Regions from separate parts of the Homo sapiens genome. Here region 2 is linked to region 1. A link is a contact called in ENCODE Hi-C or POLR2A ChIA-PET data. All regions are on one chromosome and are shown on one strand. Each heading gives the region's core, a stretch centred on a gene start or an enhancer-like site at or near the end of the contact. The rest is flanking DNA. Distances are from core to core; before and after follow the strand shown. Region 1 overlaps PEMT (phosphatidylethanolamine N-methyltransferase). Region 2 overlaps RAI1 (retinoic acid induced 1).

Evidence for each region. A loop is a pair of places that touch in the nucleus more often than their neighbours do. ChIA-PET counts read pairs that join two places held with the same protein, here RNA polymerase II (POLR2A).
Region 2: a map of breast epithelium shows a loop between it and region 1 (8-fold over the local background). The contact joins two enhancer-like sites. A Hi-C loop is called at or near these places in 1 of 168 maps with a recorded cell type or tissue (breast epithelium). POLR2A ChIA-PET finds 5 or more read pairs at or near these places in 1 of 52 experiments (AG04449).

What each region holds. Positions count from the first base shown.
Region 1 is chr17:17,548,866-17,555,225 of GRCh38, reverse strand. The region is part of intron 2 of PEMT (phosphatidylethanolamine N-methyltransferase); the gene reads left to right. Among named protein-coding and RNA genes, the nearest start is that of PEMT, 40 kb to the left of the region's middle. RefSeq lists an enhancer at 1,438-2,243. Within about 2 kb of position 3,730, at least 6 of the 41 ENCODE cell types and tissues checked have a DNase peak (open chromatin) inside an H3K27ac peak, as active enhancers do.
Region 2 is chr17:17,726,539-17,732,898 of GRCh38, reverse strand. All of the region lies in intron 2 of RAI1 (retinoic acid induced 1), which reads right to left. Among named protein-coding and RNA genes, the nearest start is that of RAI1-AS1, 37 kb to the left of the region's middle. RefSeq lists silencers at 2,948-3,007, 3,037-3,235, 2,950-3,244. Within about 2 kb of position 3,883, at least 9 of the 41 ENCODE cell types and tissues checked have a DNase peak (open chromatin) inside an H3K27ac peak, as active enhancers do.

The DNA.
Region 1 (6,360 bases), core at 2,481-4,980:
TACAGTGCTCTGCAGAGCTCCATGGCTTCCCAGCTGGGTGACATGGACAAGCCATGTCCTCACTCTGGGCTCCAGTTTCCTCCTCTGTTAAATGGGCATAGTGGGAGTACCTGCTTGTAGGATCATCGTGAGAATCCAGTGAGTTGGTCCCTCTGCAGGGTTTAGAGCTGTGCCCATTAGTGCTCATGCATGTGTGTGTGGTCACTCTGGTGCCCATCCGCATCCCCAGTGGAGGCCGTGCATGGCCTTGAATGAGTAGCTATGTGCTCCCTTTCACTTCTGTGCTGTGGGACCTTTAAAAAAATCTGCTGGCCGGGCGCGATGGCTCGTGCCTGTAATCCTAGCACTTTGGGAGGCCGAGGTGGGTGGATCACCTGAAGTCAGGAGTTTGAGATCAGCCTGACCAACATGGTGAAACCCTGTCTCTACTAAAAATACAAAAATTAGCCAGGAGTGGTGGCGGGCACCTGTAATCCCAGCTACTCGGGAGGCTGAGGCAGGAGAACTGCTTGAAGCCGGGAGGCAGAGGTTGTAGTGAGCCAAGATCCTGTCACTACACTCCAGCCTGGGAGACAGAGCGAGACACTCTGTCTCAAAAAATTAAAAATAAAAATAATAAAAATTTTAAAAATCTGCTGAATTCACTCTGGCCGTCACTGATGAAACCTTGCAGGGAAGCGGCTCCGTTGCCTCAGCCTGTGCCGCTCGCAGCTCACGTTTGCTGGCTTAAAAGCAGCCAGAGCAGGGAGGCAAGCTGCCCACGCTGTTGGCCGCGCACTCTGCCTTCCGAACACGTTCCTGTACTGCTTGCCGTGCACGGAGGGCCACGTTCATGCCTTTGGGGCCACGACAGCTCTCTCTAGAGTAGGACATGGGAGGGGGGCTGTGAACATCTGGGGCAGCATCTTCTCTTCATGGATTGTCAGGAACTGCACCCTTGTTTACCGAGGGACAGAGGCCAGCCTCCCACTGCCTTGTGGCTGAGGGGAGGGGGCCGGGTCTCTAACGCTGTCTTCTTTGTACTGAAAACCAAACACCTTCTCTGCACAAGGTATGTCTGTGAGAGAAACAGACAAGAGGACAGAACGGAGCAGGTGCTGAAAGGGTTGCTGTTGGCTGCAGGATCCCGGCTACCAGGCCCCGAGCCTGGCCTCTGCTGGCCTTCACAGCCAGTTCCTGCTCACGGGCCAGGTCTCAGGTCCAGTGCCTCCTCCCGCAGAAGCCTCCAGACCCTCCTGCCCAGAGGAGCCCCCCACCCCACCCCTGGCTGGGTGTGCTCTGGGTGGGAGGGCTGTGACTGCCGGGCAGCGGGGAGGGAGGGCGAGTGGTTCCCCCAAGTGCGGCTCCTCTCCTGTCGTGGCAGGGACATGGCAGCTTTCAGGACAGGCAGAGGACATAGTAGGGAACTGAGGAGAGTTGTCCAGAGAAGTTTCTAGATTTGGCTCAGCTTTCCACGTAGGGTACAGACCTGGAAGGGACCGTCTGGCCACATCTGACTGCCAAGTGCTGCCGGGGAGAACCTGCTGAAGGTGCTGGACGTGGCTGTCCTGCGAGAAGGCCACGCGTGGGAGCTGAACTGAGCAGGGGGTGCTGGGTCAGGTTAGTGCTGGCCATTGGGTGGACGCGGGCCCATCGTGGGCTTGTGAGCCACTGTGGGCTTAAAAAGTGCAGAGTTGGGGGGATCCAGAGTGAGGGGCTGGAGCACAATTTCATGTGAGGGGTCATTCTGGGACAGTGGCACCACAAGCAGACCCGGGTGGCCGCTGGTAAGGGCCTGTGTGTGTGGTTGCCTACGCTCTTTCCATCTCTTGTCGGCTTCTCACAGCCTCCACAGAAGACAGGGATAGTTACAGGGAGGACAGGGAAAGTCCGAAGTGTGCAGGCGCCCTGCATCCCCGCAGCCAAGTTCTGGGCGGACACTGCCCTGAGCCAGGACGGTGAGGTGGGACGCCTTCCCCACCCAGCTGCCAGATCACCCCTCCTGGAGGGTGGGGTGGGGCCCTGACACCTTGTTCTTTGTCCCTGCCCCAAACTTTGGGGCCTGAATAGAGGAAGGCAGTGACATTAACTTCTTCCTGGCCATGGATACAGGTCCCTGAGGACACCGTGTGTGGGGACAGCAAAGCCTTCCTAATCCCCCAGCCGGCCAGGCACCTTCACACCTAAATGGAAACCTGCATGCTGGTTTCCATGAAGAAAAGGTTGCGATTGGGGTTTCTGGGAGGCCAGTGAGGGGTTGGGACTCTACAGAGGAGAGTGGACTCACGGGGCGCTGGGCCGCCCTCCAGCCAAGGCTCCTGGCCTGGGGGAAAGGGGGCAAGGGATGAGGGATGCAGGGAGCAGTGTGTTCAGAAAAGGTTGTTCCCTGAGCACAGATTTGACACCTCTTCACTGTCAGCGCTGAGACACGCCCCTGCCCTGGGGAGCTCAGAAAGTCAGGTGCGGGATCCAGTGGCCTAATTTTAGATCTTGGGTCTCCATGTCGAAACGACAGCAGAGTGATTAAAAAAGAAAACGACAGCATGGCCTTGCCCCCTTGTTAATTATGGATCAAGCACATTTCCATGAGAGGGGCATCTCCACGCAGGGCCACCGTGGCCGCATTTCTGCAGCCTGCAGGTCTCCGTGGCACCCACACCCCCCAACCGGGAATGGGGGTGGACTCCCCACCGCCCTGATGGGGCTTGGGTGCGCCGCGGGTGAGGAGCAGCGTCTCACCCACAGAGGTGTCTCCTCACGGGGATCAGCACCGGGTCAGGGATGGGAGGGACGGTGGTGGCCGTTTCAGGCAAGGCCCTTATTAGACATGAGAATCCCAAATGGCAGATGAAATACCCATTTACCCAGGACCCTCGGGAGGAACCCATTTTGCATCAGAGAATTCTCCAGTATTCAGTGAAACTTTTTTTTTTTTGAGTCAGAGTCTCCCTCTGTCGCCCAGGCTGGAGTGCAGTGGTGAGATCTCGGCTCACTGCCACCTCCGCCTCCTGGGTTCAAGCAATTCTCCTGCCTCAGCCTCCCTAGTAGCTGGGATTACAGGTATGCGCTACCATGCCCGGCTAATTTTTGTATTTTTTGTAGAGACAACCTCCACCTCCCAGGTTCAAGTGATTCTCCTGCCTCAGCCTACCAAGTAGCTGGGATTACAGGCACGCACCACCGTGCCTGACTAATTTTTGTATTTTTAGTAGAGACGGGGTTTCGCCATGTTGGCCAGGCTGGTCTCGAACCCCTGACCTAGGTGATCTGCCCGCCTCGGCCTCCCAAAGTGCAAGGATTACAGGCATGAGCCAATGCGCCCAGCCTTCAGTGGAACTTTAAATGCCTGAAGTTTTTTTGTATCGTCTCTTTAAAAAATTAACCGTCCGTCTCAGTCTCAGGTAGGTTCCCTGCCCTCCTCCATCCAACCGTGTCATGGTGACGAGGGGTCGCTGACCAGCAGCTCACCAGAGCTGGGACACACGGCCCTCATGCCCTGCGCTGGTGGCCGAGGGTGCTACACTTTTTCAGGACTCTCCTTGTTCAGTGTTTCTGGCCCCTCCTTCCAGTGTCACATTGCTGCTTATGGTGCCTGGTGCCTGTCCCGTGCCCCTCCTGTTTTGCTGCTGCTTATCTGCTGTTCGGGGCATCCTGTGACAGGCCAGTTGGAATCCTACGTAGAGTGAAAGCATCTCAGCCCCAGACAGGCCCGACCACTCCCACGCCAGCTTGTCTTCTCATCAGGGACTGGGCTGGGCTGCTGTGGAGGCCTGCAAGCCCGCGCCAGCTTCTCCACCCTGCTGGGCCTCAGAGGCGCCTGTCAGCTCCAGCTCACCACCGTGTGTGGCCCTCTGCCCCTTGCCTCTGGGACAGGTTTAGTCTGCAGTTATTATGTTCAAAATTTTAAAATTTTAAGCAGTTAACACTGATGCGTGATGAAAATTCCAACAGCACAAAAAGGCAGATAGTGACAATGTGCCCCTTGAATCCCTTTCCCCTGAACCCCTTTCCGGTGTCTTGGGTCCCTTCCTGAGATGTTCTCTGCAGCCTTCTGCATGGCGTTCAACATCATTTCCTTCATCAACAGTCGAGGATTACGGTCCCATAATAACAACAGTAATTAACGTTTATTAGCATTTCCCAGGTGCTGACCTTTGCACCCGTTCTCCCACTGATGGTCATTTGGTTTATTTCCAACTTTTCCTACTATGCACAGTGCTAAATTAAACCACCTGATACCACCAATCTGCACACGTGGGCAGGTACATGCAAGATCTGCAGCAGGGTCTGGAATAACGTCCTTTAGTTACAACGTTGATGATAAAAAGTTGATTCCCTTCTGCACCCACTGCCTGTGTGGAGTTTGTGTGCTCTCACGACTCCGTGGGCTTTCTCTGTACTCTGCTTTCTTTCACATCTCCGAGATGTGCACATTCAGTGAACTGGACATCTAAGTGGTCCCAGTCTGACCAGGTGTGGGTGCGAGTGTGTCCTGTGATGGAACGGCGTCCTGTCCAGGCTTTGTGCCCTGGGAGAGGCTCTAGCCACCTGCGACCTTGAACTAGAATAAGCGGGCTGGAAAATGAATGAATACAAGTAATTGTCAACTAAAAACTGTTGAAGTCTACAACAATCACACAAATGCATGACAATAAATGATGGGATCCGAATGCAGCCTGAGCCCGACACTTCTGTTCTTGTTTGGTTTTGAACTGTGTGGTGGTAGGAGGTGCTGTGGCATACCCTCGATAGCTGCGGGGAGTGGGGGGAAGGGGGGTCCTGAAGCAGACCGTTCAGGTGTGGCTTGTGCACACACCCCTTGACACCCAAGTGCCACAGGGGACCCCAAATTCCGTCCCAGCTGTGCATCTGCAAAGCTCAAATGGACTCTTGTTTCAAATTCGACCTAATCGGTGGCACAGAAAAGCTGTGAAGATCGTCCCCAGAGAAACCGAGCGGCAGCAGGCCCTGGAACAGGCAGAGATTGTGCTGTTCTGTCCTGTCCCTCCCTTTGGGTGACAGAGAACCACGAACGTCTGTGTCCTCAGAGGGTCACGGGACACGTTCCAGAGGGGGGTGGTGGGGAGCACAGTGAGCACAGAACATGGTATTTTCAATCCAGGCTGTACTGGCGAGGAGAGAGAGTCTCTGTGCCCAGCCCTGCTGATCCCCCCCGCTATCAGGGAGGAACTGTTTTCAGGGACAGTCTCACCACCCTGTGAAGAAGGATCCATTTCCGTCAGCACCCTGCCTTTCATGCTCCTCCCTGCTGTTGAGCAGCGTGTGCTCCCTCCCTGCGCCCACGCTGCCCACCCCCTGTTGGCATGGCCTCTGGAAGCTGCGGACTTGCAGGGACTGAATGTGTGTGCAGGTACAGAGTGGCCCAGACGAGGACGTGCCTCCCGTCTGCTGGGCTGAAAAGCTGTGGCAGCCCCAGACCCGCCTGAAAAGCACTGCTTTTGCCCAAGAGGATGGACAGATTGTCACAGCTATGGTTATCATAAGTGGCCTGTGGCTTTGTGAGGTATTAGCCTCAGGGAGCTGAGTGGAGACACACAGGCCTGCCCTGTGCTGTTTTTGCAACTTTCCTGAAAATCTAAAAGTGTTCTAAAATAAAAGGTAAAAAATGCCACGGTTGGCTGGGCACAGTGGCCCATGACTGTAATCCCAGCATTTTGTGAGGTTGAGTGAGGCAGGTGGATTGCTTGGGCACAGGAGTTTGGAAGCAGCCTGGGCAACATAGCAAGACCCCATCTCTACAAAAAAATATAAAAGTCACACCTGTGATCCCAGCACTTTGGGAGGCTGAGGCGGGTGGATCACGAGGTCAGGAGTTTGAGACCAGTCTGGCCAATATGGTGAAACCCCATCTCTACTAAAAATACAAAAATTAGCCAGGTGTGGTGGCATGTGCCTGTAGTCCCAGCTACTCAGGAGGCTGAGGCAGAAGAATCACGTGAACCCGGGAGGCGGAGGTTGCAGTGAGCCAAGATTGTGCCACTGCACTCCAGCCTGGGCGACAGAGTGAGACTCCGTCTCAAAAATAAACAAATAAATAAATAAAAATTTTGTTAAAAAGGGCATGGTGGCACATGCCTGTAGTCCCAGCTATTTGGGAGTCTGAGGTGGGAGGATCATCTGAGCCCAGGGAGGTCAAGGCTGCAGTGAGCTGTGATTGTGCCACTGTACTCCAATCTGGGTTACCTTGTCTCAAAAAAAAAAAGAATTCCATGGCTGCTTGTCACTGCAGAGGGTTGGTCTCACAGCCTGGTCAGGGTCCTGCTGAGGAGATGTGGCCTGGTCACTGTGCCTTCTGGACACACACCACCTAGTGTGGACACTTGCCACCCTCCACACACTGCCCAGACAGGCTCTACCTCC
Region 2 (6,360 bases), core at 2,634-5,133, 180 kb before region 1:
CTGGCCTATGTGCTCAAGCCCTGGCCTCTCTGTGGAAGAGATGGCAGAGGAGGTGGTAGGCTCTGCACAGGGCATGGGAAAGTGAGGGTCTTCCAGGCAGGGCCAAGGAGACAGGCAGGAGCAACAAGCTGGGCAGCAGGACTGCACGAAGCAGGTTTAACTGGTGAGGAGAAGGCTGACCGCCAGGCAGCAGTAGCCTCTGGGCCTTGGTGTGCTCTTCTGTCAAATAGGGATGATAATAGAGCCCAGCTCCGGCAGGTGATGAAAGGAGTGTGCCAGGAGCTCCTGGCATGAGAACAGGCTCAGTTGGGACCTGTAGGATTAATGAGGGAGGAAGAGATTCTTAAAGAAGCCTGCAAACCCCAGGAGAACACAAGCCCTTTATAGAGGAGATGCCCAAGGAAGGACGTCACCTGCCTGGCATCACACAACAGGTGACTAAGTGAATGGCAGATCCAGTCACCACAGTGTGACCCCTGATCCCATCCCCCTCTCCCAGACAGAAGGCCACAAACATGGGGAATGTCCTGAGGGGTCTTCCCTGCTCCAACCTGTTCCTGCTTCAGGCCTGTGGCCTGCCCAGGACTCTGCCATCAGACAGCCTCTCTCTGAGTTAAGCAGTGCCTTCTTCTCAGTAAGGAGGCCAACGCTCCCAACACAGCCCAGGGTTTAGCCGCAGGCTCACTTCTTACCAGCCATGGGCCTTGAACCACAGTTGCCAGACCTTTCCAAGCCTCAGTTTCTTCATCTGTAAAATGGGGATGGCAGGAACCTTTCATTGGCAAGGAGGGTCTGAAGACTGGAAACAGCAAAGTGCCCAGGGCTGGGCACCTAGGAGGCCTCACCGAGAGGAAGCTCTGAACACGATGGTTCCAGGTATCATTCTTATTCCCCCCACCACCACCTCCCCCAGCAATCCTCCTCCAGCCTGTGCCAAGGCTCTGGGCACTGTTCCTCCCTCTCTGTGCTGAGCTTTCTTTCAGGGAATTATAATCTGCTGAGCTTTAATTATCAGTCCCCCAGGACCATCACCTACTTCTCAGCCGAGACTGAACAGTCCCTCCCAGTGCTCAGCTCACAGGGGATGCAGGGCTAGGCCGAGCTGCTCTGGGCTTAGGCAAGAGGTTGGGGAGATGGTCAGGTCCCTGCTTCCCTCTAGACCAGCATTCTAGGCCTGCACAGCAGCTCCAGGAGGAGGGAGGCTGCTCTCATCCAGCCCACACCCCAGAGGACTCAGGAGTTCTCAGGGAGGAAACTGAGGCCCCACCTGGGTCCTCTTCTGATCCTCTTAAGCCTCTCCTCATTGTCCCTGTGTGTTCCCACTGCCGAGACTTTGCTCCAGCGGTGCTCACTGCCCAGAGCACCCATCTTTTCCCACTGCCTTCAAGATAAAACCCTTCAAGCAGTCAAGGCCCAGACTCCTTTTTGGCCTCAGTCCCTGCCTCCACCTCCCCAATCCCACCTGCTCGCCACCCACACCCCCAGGCCTCTGGCATGCTGTGTCCTGCAGCCAACACCCTTCCTTCTGCAGCAAAATGCTTCCCCTTGGAGACCCAGCCCCTGTCCCTTTGGGTGCCTTCGCCAGGGCATCTGGGCCAGAACCTTGGCGCCATCAGCAGACACTGTGGAAGGACTGAAGGGAATGAAACACAGCCTGTAAACGAGGCATGAATCAGATGTGCAGGACAGGCCTGGCCGCCAGGCACCCCAAGTGCAGGGTCAGGCTGACCCGGTTCAGGCTGGTCCCGACACCCTATGTGTGTGGCCCCTCTGCTCCCACGTCCTCACCTCTAGGAGGGCTACCAAGGGCTGGGTGGGTATGAGAAGCATACCAGGCTGGCACCATGCCTGATGCTCTGGCAGTTCCCAGCTCCTGCAGAGCCTGCCTCCTTGGGCATCGCCTGCCCTGCTTCCTAGAAAGGGCTCTCTCTCGGCCACTCAGGGACTCTAGCCCAAGGTCCCAGGCTGCGAGTGGGCCCGAAGTAAGGCCCCTGTGGCTGGGACACCCACAGAAGAGTGACACCGGCAAAGCTTCTCTGCCTCTCCGCCCCGTGCCACACTTGGAAAGGCCTCCTCCAGCCTACCCTCCTGGGCCAACAAAGTCTCATCTTGTGCCTCGGTCCCCCAGTCTGGTGACAGCACCTCATATGACACCTCAGCCCTGGCAGGGCCTCACTGGCCTAGACTTGGGCAGGGGAGCTCCCCTCTGGGAGCCCCAGCTTTGCCGTCCCTGCCCCACTTGTATTGCAGGATGGTCACAGTGATCACTGGGCAGCAGCATTGAAGCCAGGAGGCTGCACTAGTGGCCCCAGGTCTAAATCTGGTCGTAGGGGTGCTGCTGAATTAGGTGACAACATATACAGACCAGGAAGTGTCATGTCAACATCTAATCCTGTTCCTGAGACAGTGGGCAACAGGCGCCATGGGCTGCATCCCCATGGGCTGCCCTGGCAGAGCTGAGCTACCGCGCCCCATGAGGGCCAGGCAGCCACCACAACCCCATCAGCACTGCCTGCCCGGCCCTGCGGGGCCTAGGGGTGGGTGGCCTCTGCATTATGCAAACATGAGTTCATCTTCTGATCACTCCTCCAAGTAACAGTTTGCATTTTAATCAGGGCCTTCCATGCTCTGACCTCGGCAGTGACTAACGGAAGCATTTCAGGCCCTGGGAAGGGCAGGAAGGGGATATTTAGGAGGAAGGCAGATACCAACATCACAAAAACTGTTCTCCTGAAAGGTGGCATCTTGCAGGGATGACCCAGCGCAGGCAGGGTCTCTCTGCCTGCTTCAGTGCAAAGGGCTTTTTGTGGAATGAGTGAACATCTGCCTGCCTCTCTCCCAGTTCTGCCTTGGGGAACAGGTGGATGCTGACTTCCTGTTCTGCCCGCCCCTCTGATGCCTCGTGATACTGTTTCTGGCTCCTGCTAAGATGTGGGACCAGGTTCAGCAAATCTCACTAGGACCTACCCCAGCAGAAACATCTCTCCCTTCTCCCACTCTACCTTTGCTAACATAGCCTCAGGTGGGTCCAGTGAGCATCTTTGCCCCCTAGAGGCTCATGCTGAGATGACAGTCACCTGAGCCCCAGACTGTCTCCTAGAAAGCACTGAAATGTGACAGTGTGTGTCCCTCCCCAGAAGCCAGCAAACCCAAGGCCTGTGGCAACACACAAGTGCCCTGAACGGATGGACAGTTGCACAAATGCACAAATGGGCCTCTGTGTGCGTTCCAGGGCTGCCAGGCACTTGAACAAACTTGACCTGGTTTTCCTTACTCTCTTGTCAGTCCTCTCCGGAAAAAGCTATCATCCCCATTATACAAAGGGGAAACTGAGGCTCAGAGAAGCAGAAAAAGCCCCCACTCGTGGCCAGCGATCTCACTTGCTTCTGGGTGTGGCCAAGCCACAGTGGGTCTCCTCCTCTCGGAGAAGCTGGGCTCAGGGAACACAGAGGTGGCACATGGGTGGATGGGAGTGGGCAGAGGTATGGCAGCAGGCAGGTCCCACAAATGCTGAGATCTGCCACGCTTGTGAACCCCGCAACACCTGATGCTGGGGTGGAGGTGGAGGGTCGTCTGGTTTATTGTTACCACTACTCTTTTCTACCACCGTAGTCCTTACAAGGCTTACAGCAGACAGATAACCAGGCAAGGCCCAGCGTGACCAGGCCCAGACTCCTTCCAGAAAAGACATGGCACAGGTACCCAGCAGTGTGGATACAGTGTCTTGAGCCTCACGGGGCACCTGTGGCTGGTCTGCTGTGGAACCATGAGCCAGTGTTGGGGAGGAGCAAGGTGGGGCGAGGCAGGCCTTGCCCAGGTTGGCAAAGGTGACCTGAGTCAGCCCAAGGCTGCTCCAGGCTAGTGAGTCACCCAGCTCCCCACGTGAATGGACATCACAGCCGCCCAGCCCTGTGCTGCTCGGACCTCAGCAAGGAACCACCTCAGGGGCGCCATGGAGAAGTTCTTGTCATGGTAGGCCCCAGCCTCCCAGGGGTCCTGCAGAGGTAGGGGCTCATGGTGGGAATCTGGGGGCAGCTAGGAGCTATGAAGGGCATCTGGGCCTCGGGGTCAGAGGACTGGGTCCAATCTGGGGCTCCCAACTCCTGGCTGCATGACCTCAAGCATGTCACTTCTCTGTAAAACTGGAACCACAAGCGCTGACTTGCAGGATCTGTGCAAACAACAAGCTCAGTGCCTGGCATATGAGTGGAGATCCATGGGGCTGGGTGGCTGCCACCCACTCCTGGGATCTCAGAGACCACCACTGGAAGACAGTCCCTAAAATTCAAAGGAGAAGCTCCAATCAGACTTGGGCACGTGCCCCTCAACACCTTCCCACTTGACTCCCCCAGCCTGTGCTCCCCTCCGTGGGCTGTGGCTCCACCTGGCTATGCCCTGCCATTGGACCCTACCCCATTTTGCATCCTCTGCTCTCAGCCTCTTCCTCTCCCTGGCTGGGGGATGTGAGCAGGAATGGCTCAATCAGGATATAATCGTTTTTAATTAACGTGCGGATCATTTCACAGCCTGATCTCCTTGGAGACCAGAGGGAAGACGGTCTTTTAAGATTTTCTTTTGCCTCCCTCAACCCCACCCCTCCCTGTCGAAGGCCTTCCCTCTCTTCGCCCACCCAGCCACAACCTTGAAGCAGCACAAAAGCCTGATGCCTGGATCCCTCCTGGGGCCATTAGGAGGAAACAGTGTGCTCACACACAGACATGCACACATGCATGCACGCGCACACACAAGACCGAGCTCGGGGGCACCCTCCCTTCCCCCCAGAAATGCACAAATGGGATCAGAGACTGACACCACAGAGGGGACACACACAGGGACGGACACACACACACACAGAGGCACGCATGCACAACACATGCCCAAGCTGGAAGGCACACAAACCCCTTAAGCAATACACAAGCAGGATCAGAGGCACACGGATGGTTGGTGTGCTGCAGGGGAGGGGGCAGAAAGTCCCTGTCCTCTGATGGGGAATACTGTCTCTGCTTCAACTCTTTCTTCCCTCTCTCTCTCCTTCCCTTCTCCCCGGGGGGTCTCCTGGGGTGAATCTCGGGCCAGAGAGAGATTTTAAGGTGCACCCCATCCCCCACACCACTCCTTCATACCTCATATCTGTGCCAACATCTGCCTCTGCTCCTGAACAGATCCAAGGTTAGGTCTCTGACAAGTAAACTGAGGCATGGGGCAAGGACGCAACCACTAGGGTCCCCAGAGACCTACAGTCCCACCCCCTCACTGCATCTGCTTTGGATCCTCAGCTTTTTGTCTGGAGAATGGGATGGCAAAGAGGAAGGGGAACTGTGGTGGGCAGGTGGGGCGGGCAACAGGGAGCCTGTAGCCGCCAGATCCCGTGAACACACCCAGTCGGGGGTGGCCCAGGAGGGCCGAGAAGCCTGTCTGGGGCTCCAGCTGGCGGCACCAGGGGTAAGCTTGGGGTCTCAGTCCCCCCATCTGTGAAATGGGCAGGGTCAGCCTTAAAGACCTCAGGAATCTTTTCAGATGCGAAAACCAACATGGCAAATCAGTAGCTGGGTCTTCGCTGCTGCATAGCCCAGCAACTGCTGTGTGACCTTGGGACTCGCTTCCCCTCTCTGGGCTCTGGCTTCCTCTTCTGTCAAAGGAGGGAGGTCAGATAGGTGATTCATTGCCAAGGCTCTTTTCGGCTCTGATGGAAGGTTCTAGATTGTGGGGAAGGAAAAATAGTGTCCCATTTATCCAAGGAAAACTAGAGAAGCCGTTTCTCCCACTGCAGGCAGTCGGAGCCTTCGGCATCAGCAGTGGCATTTTGAGCAAATCATTTTAAGTATCAAGAAAAGCTATACAAAATATATCCACTACATCATTCATCAGGAACATCCAGAATGTTGGACAAAAGGGGAATATTAAGTAAATTATGGTACATCCACTTGATTGGAAAAGCCTGAAGACATTAACCATGGTGTTTATGAAGCATTGGTTACAAAACAGGAAAAGGCTCACATTATGCCGGCAAAGCAAGCAGGATATACATCTGAATATAGAGAATGACGACAAAGTCTTTAAAAAACAAACCAACCACCGAGTCGAAAAGGACTGGGAAGAACTACATCAAAATACTAACATTGTCAGAGCCCTCTAAGACTGTCAATAACCTTATTTTTCTCTTTTTTTTTCAGCTTTTCTGTGAATGCTATTTTACAATATATATTTCAAAAAGGTTTAAAAAAAACCACAAGGGCTAGATGCTTCCAATTGAGAAACTTTCCCTTTTCATTCATTCACCACTGATTCATTCACTCCATTTAGCTGGACAAATACAGGACACTGTGAGTGACTGCTGTGTGCTAGGCCCTGGGGGCCCTA